2 separate regions of the Homo sapiens genome follow, and region 2 is linked to region 1. The links are chromatin loops, found by intact Hi-C in ENCODE. Cell type or tissue: Caco-2. All regions are shown on one strand. Links, peaks and the distances in the headings refer to the core of each region. The heading gives the core; the rest is flanking DNA. Region 1 overlaps RAI14 (retinoic acid induced 14). Region 2 overlaps RAI14 (retinoic acid induced 14).

Evidence for each region. Hi-C counts contacts between places; a loop is a spot of excess contacts. Peaks named below come from ENCODE experiments on the same cell type or tissue, not always from the same donor. Only the 100,000 strongest peaks of a DNase experiment are listed, where the experiment ranks them.
Region 2: a loop joins it to region 1, with 2.7 times the contacts of the local background. A loop is called at or near these places in 1 of 110 quality-filtered maps.

What each region holds. Positions count from the first base shown.
Region 1 is chr5:34,698,293-34,701,210 of GRCh38, reverse strand. All of the region lies in intron 2 of RAI14 (retinoic acid induced 14), which reads right to left. Among named protein-coding and RNA genes, the nearest start is that of RAI14, 43 kb to the right of the region's middle. RefSeq lists enhancers at 18-517, 518-1,019. In Caco-2, for the core only: no CTCF peak of the experiment used is centred there; a DNase peak (open chromatin) is centred at 1,230.
Region 2 is chr5:34,821,325-34,824,242 of GRCh38, reverse strand. RAI14 (retinoic acid induced 14) reads right to left here. Exons shown (of 18, transcript NM_015577.3): 14 at 2,393-2,511; 15 at 1-1,287. Among named protein-coding and RNA genes, the nearest start is that of TTC23L, 16 kb to the left of the region's middle. In Caco-2, for the core only: no CTCF peak of the experiment used is centred there; no DNase peak of the experiment used is centred there.

The DNA of each region.
Region 1 (2,918 bases), core at 223-2,722:
GAAAATAAGTCATGATATATAGGGTTAAATAAAACCCATCTGATGGGAATTCATGGTTTGTAGGGCATGACTCCCCAGACCCCCTACATAGGAATTTGTGCAAGATAAAAAAATCAGAGTTTCGTCCTCAATAGTGTCCTTTACATGAGGTTGACATAGCTGCCCCATCAAAACCAGGACCGAAGGACTGTCTTTTCTTATGTTTCTGGTAAGGAGTTGCAATGCTCTTAAGAAGTCAGTCTCTTTTTTGACCACAGACACAGATGCCAGTCAGTTAAATTGGGTCTAAATTTAGGTAATTTTCTGCCCAAGGAACACAGGCTAGTTAATTAGCCTACACAAGGTCTAAATTCATAACTGTGGCTCTTTAGTGTGGTTCTTCAACCACTTGAGCTAATGAGCTATAGATACAAAATAATTTCACAGTCTGGGTACAAAATAAGCACACAGGTAGATTGTAGGTAACAAGCCAAGGCCTCCAATGATACTTGTTAATTTCACACAGCACAGACATGGCCAAGAGGGCATGCAGAGCATCCTAAAGGAAACACATCCAGAAAACCCTACTGACCTTTTATTTCTGTCCATTACATGGATAAAGTGGTAAATGCTGAACAGAGAGGGGCCACAGGGTGTTGACGATAAACTGTCAGTATTTCCATTTTACATTTAGTCACTCATTCATTCAACACAATGACTAGTGTAGGAACTGGGCTGGAACTGCAGGGAGAGCAAGGACAAGTATCCCACATGTCCTACTGTGTCCAAGACTGCCACTTGCCACCTAAAGCCACTTGTTCACCATGGGGAAAGGGCTTAGGTGGATTTTCCAAATGCACCTAAAAAGGCAAGAGTCTACAGCAATAGACTCCAATGACTGCTGGACTTAACTCACTGAACACTGACCAGAGCTTACAAAACAGTCCGCCCTCCAGTTATTCACCAGGCACCTACAACTCCCAAAGACCTGAACCCAGCATCAGAAACCACCACCCAGGGGAAAACTGTGCACCAAACCTTCACAAGCACAGCCAACCTAGGCTAAATCATACCCTTTGTTATTTTAAAACAAAAAATGTACTTTTTGTTATTTTAAAACATACCTACCTGAAGTCTCAGTTCCCAATTTGCGCTTTGGGCCTCTTCTCCAGGCCCCACCCAGCTCAAAACAAGTCTGACCGCTTTGATTTCCATATTCTCCGCCCCTCTCCCCACCCTCCTTATCTCTAGCACCAGAAGCTTTCAGAAAGCTAATCCAGTACCTGGCTCCTAGGCGTCCCTGTCACTGAAGCATGTTTTGGTCAAAGATTACCCATGATTACTATCTGTCAGTTTCCACTGGAAATTGGAATGAGGAATTTGAAATTCAAGTCCAGGCCTTTACTTGGCCGGCTGGAATCATCATATTTTGTTCTCCTGACAGCAAACACCCGTGTGCACCAGCAGTGGCAGGACACTGGCTCCGCACCCAGAGTTCCCAGGTGCAAGTTCTGCACCCTACTTTAGCTTTGTGATTTGGACAAGAGTTATGGCTGAATCGTGTTTCCCCCAAAATCCATATGTTGAAGCCCTAACCCCCAATGTCTCAGAATGTAACCTTGTTTAGAAATAGGGGGACTGCAGCTGTAATTAGTTAAGAATAAGGTGGGCCCCTACTCCCATACAACTGAGGTCCTTATTAAAGGGGAAATTTGGTAACAAACATGCAAACAGGGAAAACGCTATACAAAGATGAGGCAGAGATCAGGATGATGCTCCTATAAGCCAAGAAACACCAAAGATTGCCAGCAAACCACCAGAAGCTGGGGAGAGACACGGCTGATTCTTCCTCACAGCCCCAGAAGGAGCTGAGGCTGCTGACCTCTGGTTTAAGCCACTCCCTTTAGGGTACTTTGTTACAGCCACTTTTGGAAACCAACATAGCAAGATACCATGTTGCAGTTTTCTCATCTGTAAACTGGGAATACATACAGCACTTCTCTAATGAGAGGTATAAATAAATCACAGTTTGTTAAGTTGCTTAGAATGATGCCTAGTAGCTAAGTGTATTTTAGTGGTAAATAGTTGTACCCAAACATTCTTGTTTAATCAAAGAGATCTCACCTTTCATGTTTTCTAGTGTGTCTTCCCACCAAGTTGCCTAATGAAATGCTAAGGCCACGCCAGATTTCTCAGGAGATGAGGGGCACTCACACTTGGCTGGCACGGCAGGACAGGGTGTGGCAGTGCAAGGGAGAGACTTTCCTTGGTGTATCAGCAGGGAATCTAGGCTCCCTCCCTGCTTGCTCTTCATCCCCACGCACACTCAAATCCCGTCGTTCTTGCCCCACAGCAGCCACCAGCCTAGCCCTGGCCCTAGTCCTGGCCCCCTTTTCTGGTTACGGTCTCTCAAAACCCCAAATCATCCTACAGTGAAAATGTAATCAACTTGAAACCTCATTCTTCTATTTCACCCACCCCACCCATTCCAGGCTTTCAATGACGTATAGAGAGGCCCATACCTCCCATCACACTTGATTTTCTGTTATTTGCCCATGTATATATCCTTCTCCATTAGAGTCTCTTCACCCCACCTCTACTCATTAGTACTGGTTTCCTCTGTTAATCCCAACCTACCCAATCGTGATGGCTCAGCCCCTAACTCACCTTCTATGAAGTCTTCTCTAAACTCCTGCGATGTTGAATGGCCACACACCAGAGTCACTGTGAATGGCACAAACCTGGCACTGCCTTAATTGTTTCATGTGTGTCAGTCATAAGACCTTAACTAGATGGGACGTTTTGAGACCATTCATCCATCACACACACAATTTTAGGTACTACAAATGCCAGGCACTGTGCTAGGCACCAGGGGTAACCAATATCAGCAGCTGCCATTTATTGAGAAGTTTCTTTGTGCCAGATTTTATCCTAATCCT
Region 2 (2,918 bases), core at 205-2,704, 120 kb before region 1:
CACTTCACTCTCTAAGGATGACTGGAGTTTTTCATAGGAAGACCGAGGTACCATTGCATCAGTCATAGCAGCTTTCTCTTCTAAGAGTTGTTTCTCCAGCTTTGCTACTTCCACTTCCTTGCTTGCAAGGTGTTCCTTAAGATTGCTTATTTTTTCTTCCATCTCTTTTGCTGCAGTCCGCAGCGTGGTTATCACTTGCAAATGTTCTGTGATAGAGACAGAGTTCTCTTTTTGTGCATCCACCAGTTGTTTGAGCTGGGTCAACTCATTCAACACTTTTGAATACTGAGACTTCATTTCAGACAGTGCATCTTCTGCTTTAGCCCTGGACACGTTTGTCAATTGCATCAGTTTCTCATGCTCTGCTTTATGGATATATTCAGCTGTGACATCCTCTAGAGATTTCCTCTTCCTGTAATCCTCCAGCTCAGCCTGGGCTTCTTTGTACAGCTGTGACAGCTCGCTCACCTGTTTATTGAGTTCATCTATCATCCTATTCATGGCTTCTTTCATGTCCTCAGCTTCATCACTGGCTTCCTGTGTCATCTGACTTTTTAGTGTGTCTTTTAATTTCATGATTTCTTCTTGGGCTTCTTGGTATTTCTCAAACAAAAATGCTTTCTCCTTATTCATATTCTCAATAACAGAGCAATATGAACTTTTCATTTCCTCGTACTCTTCCACAGGTGGCTTAATCACTGTACCTTTCTCCCTCTCTACCAGTTTTTCCTCTAACTCTCTCACTTTCTCTTTATTTCTTTCACTTTCTTCTAATGCATTCTGCAGATCCTGCTTTAGCACATTTATTTCCTCTTCCGTGACCCTCAGCTCGTGGAAATGTGAATAATTATCCATGCTTTCAGGTGAGACAAGACCGAGTTTCATCTGCTTCTGCACACTAAGGACTTCTTTCATAGCCTCCTCGTATTTGCTCTGAGTTTCTTTAAGTTTCTGGCTGAGGTCAGAGCTGTTCTCTGAAATCTCAGTGTTGTTTAAGCATACCAGTTCTGCCCTTCGGGATTGGAGTTCGACCTGTAGCTGTTTTCTCTCTGCTTCAGAGCTCTCTAATCTCTTCTGTAGATCTTGCAAAATCTCTTGCAGTTGCTGAATTCTGACATCATTGTCAGTAGTGGATTTACCTAAAGAATGTATTAAGACAGATGGAGATGATTTGGAGTCTGGGGGAGAGGTTTCACCAGGTTTTCCCAGGGATGGGCCCAAGTCAGTTTGGGTGGAATGGTATGAGTCAAAGCTTAGGTCTGCTTCCGCCTCCTTGGGTGATTTGGCCTAGGAAAAAAAAGCAAGAATTAAATGATATCAAAGGTCAGGAGATTGAGACCATCCTGGCTAACACGGTGAAACCCCGTCTCTACTAAAAAAAAATACAAAAAATTAGCCGGGCGTGGTGGCGGGCGCCTGTGATCCCAGCTACTCGGGAGGCTGAGGCAAGAGAATGGCGTGAACCCGGGAGGCGGAGCTTGCAGTGAGCCGAGATCGCGCCACTGCACTCCAGCCTGGGCGACAGAGCAAGACTCCGTCTCAAAAAAAAAAAAAAAAAAAAAAAAAAAAAAAAAAAAAGATACCAAAGGCGTGGTTAGCTAAGCAAGCAACTAGAATGAGAGGAGTAAATCCGCAACTTTGGTACGGGAGAGTAGCATGATCACTTTGCCTGTGTATTCTCATGCCATGAAAAAAGACAGTCTGGGACATGAGTGGGACTAATGACACAAAGCTTGCTTTGGGTTCTATTGGGACAGACGATTTGTGTCACTTTGAAAACACTAAAATTGTTTTCTCTACAAAGCCTCCAATTCAAAAATTTCCTTTATTTCTTATATCATTCTACTTGCCAAGAGGGGTAATGGATATATAGTACAGCTATTTCTTCTTCTTATTTTTTGGTACAGCCATTTCTTATCAAGTACTTAAACCTGTTAAATGATCAACTTTACTAAATGGATAATATTTTATATATATATATATATATATATACATACACACATACATATATAATTTAAAACGTAAAATTTTAATATATATAAAATCAAAATATAAAATTATATATTATGCATCATTCTATGCATATAGTATATTTTATATAGAATTTTTTCTATAAATTTTGTTTTATTTATATAATTTATTAAACATATAGAATATTTAATACTGATCATACTATGTGTATAATTATTTATAATTTACCAGTTGAATAATTTACAGAAAGAGTTAATGAATAACACTCTCATGAAACAAATAATCTGAAACTATAAGATGCTTAAAGCTAATATTTAAAAAGAAACTAATGTACACATTTAAAACAAAATACATCTGACTACTGAAAAGACCAAGAGCTTGACTCTACAGAATAGTCCATGATAGCAATCTATTTATATACCTGTAATTTATCTTGTAACTCCTTATTGTGTAAGGTAAGGGAAGCAACTTTTGCTTGCAATAGAGAGAGAAGATCTTGTTGGTCAGCTTCAGAACTTATATCCAATAAGCTATCAGCACCTTGGGAAAGAGAAAGCCATTTAAAATATAAAACAATTAAACTCTTATTTCTCTAACCTGAGACAAATTCACTTCCTAGCCTAATCCAGTTCTTCTTCCTGGCCCTAATTATAAAACGCCCTAGCAGCTGGATGGGTGAACTAAAATTTTCATTTTATATAGAAAGGAAACTGGGGTTTCCTTACTGTGGTATTGCTAGCACAATACTAGATACATGTGTACACAAGGCAATCTGAAAATTGATGAATTTGGTCATATATTTCCTATTCATTTGCTTAAGTGTCATATCTTGGTTGTTTTTGGTTCTTCCCTGTGCCTTGTAAGTCTCAGTTATGTGAATCATTTTAGAAATGTCTCTGGAATCTGGTTTATTTCTTTCCCCCTACCACCATTACTGTAGTTAAGAC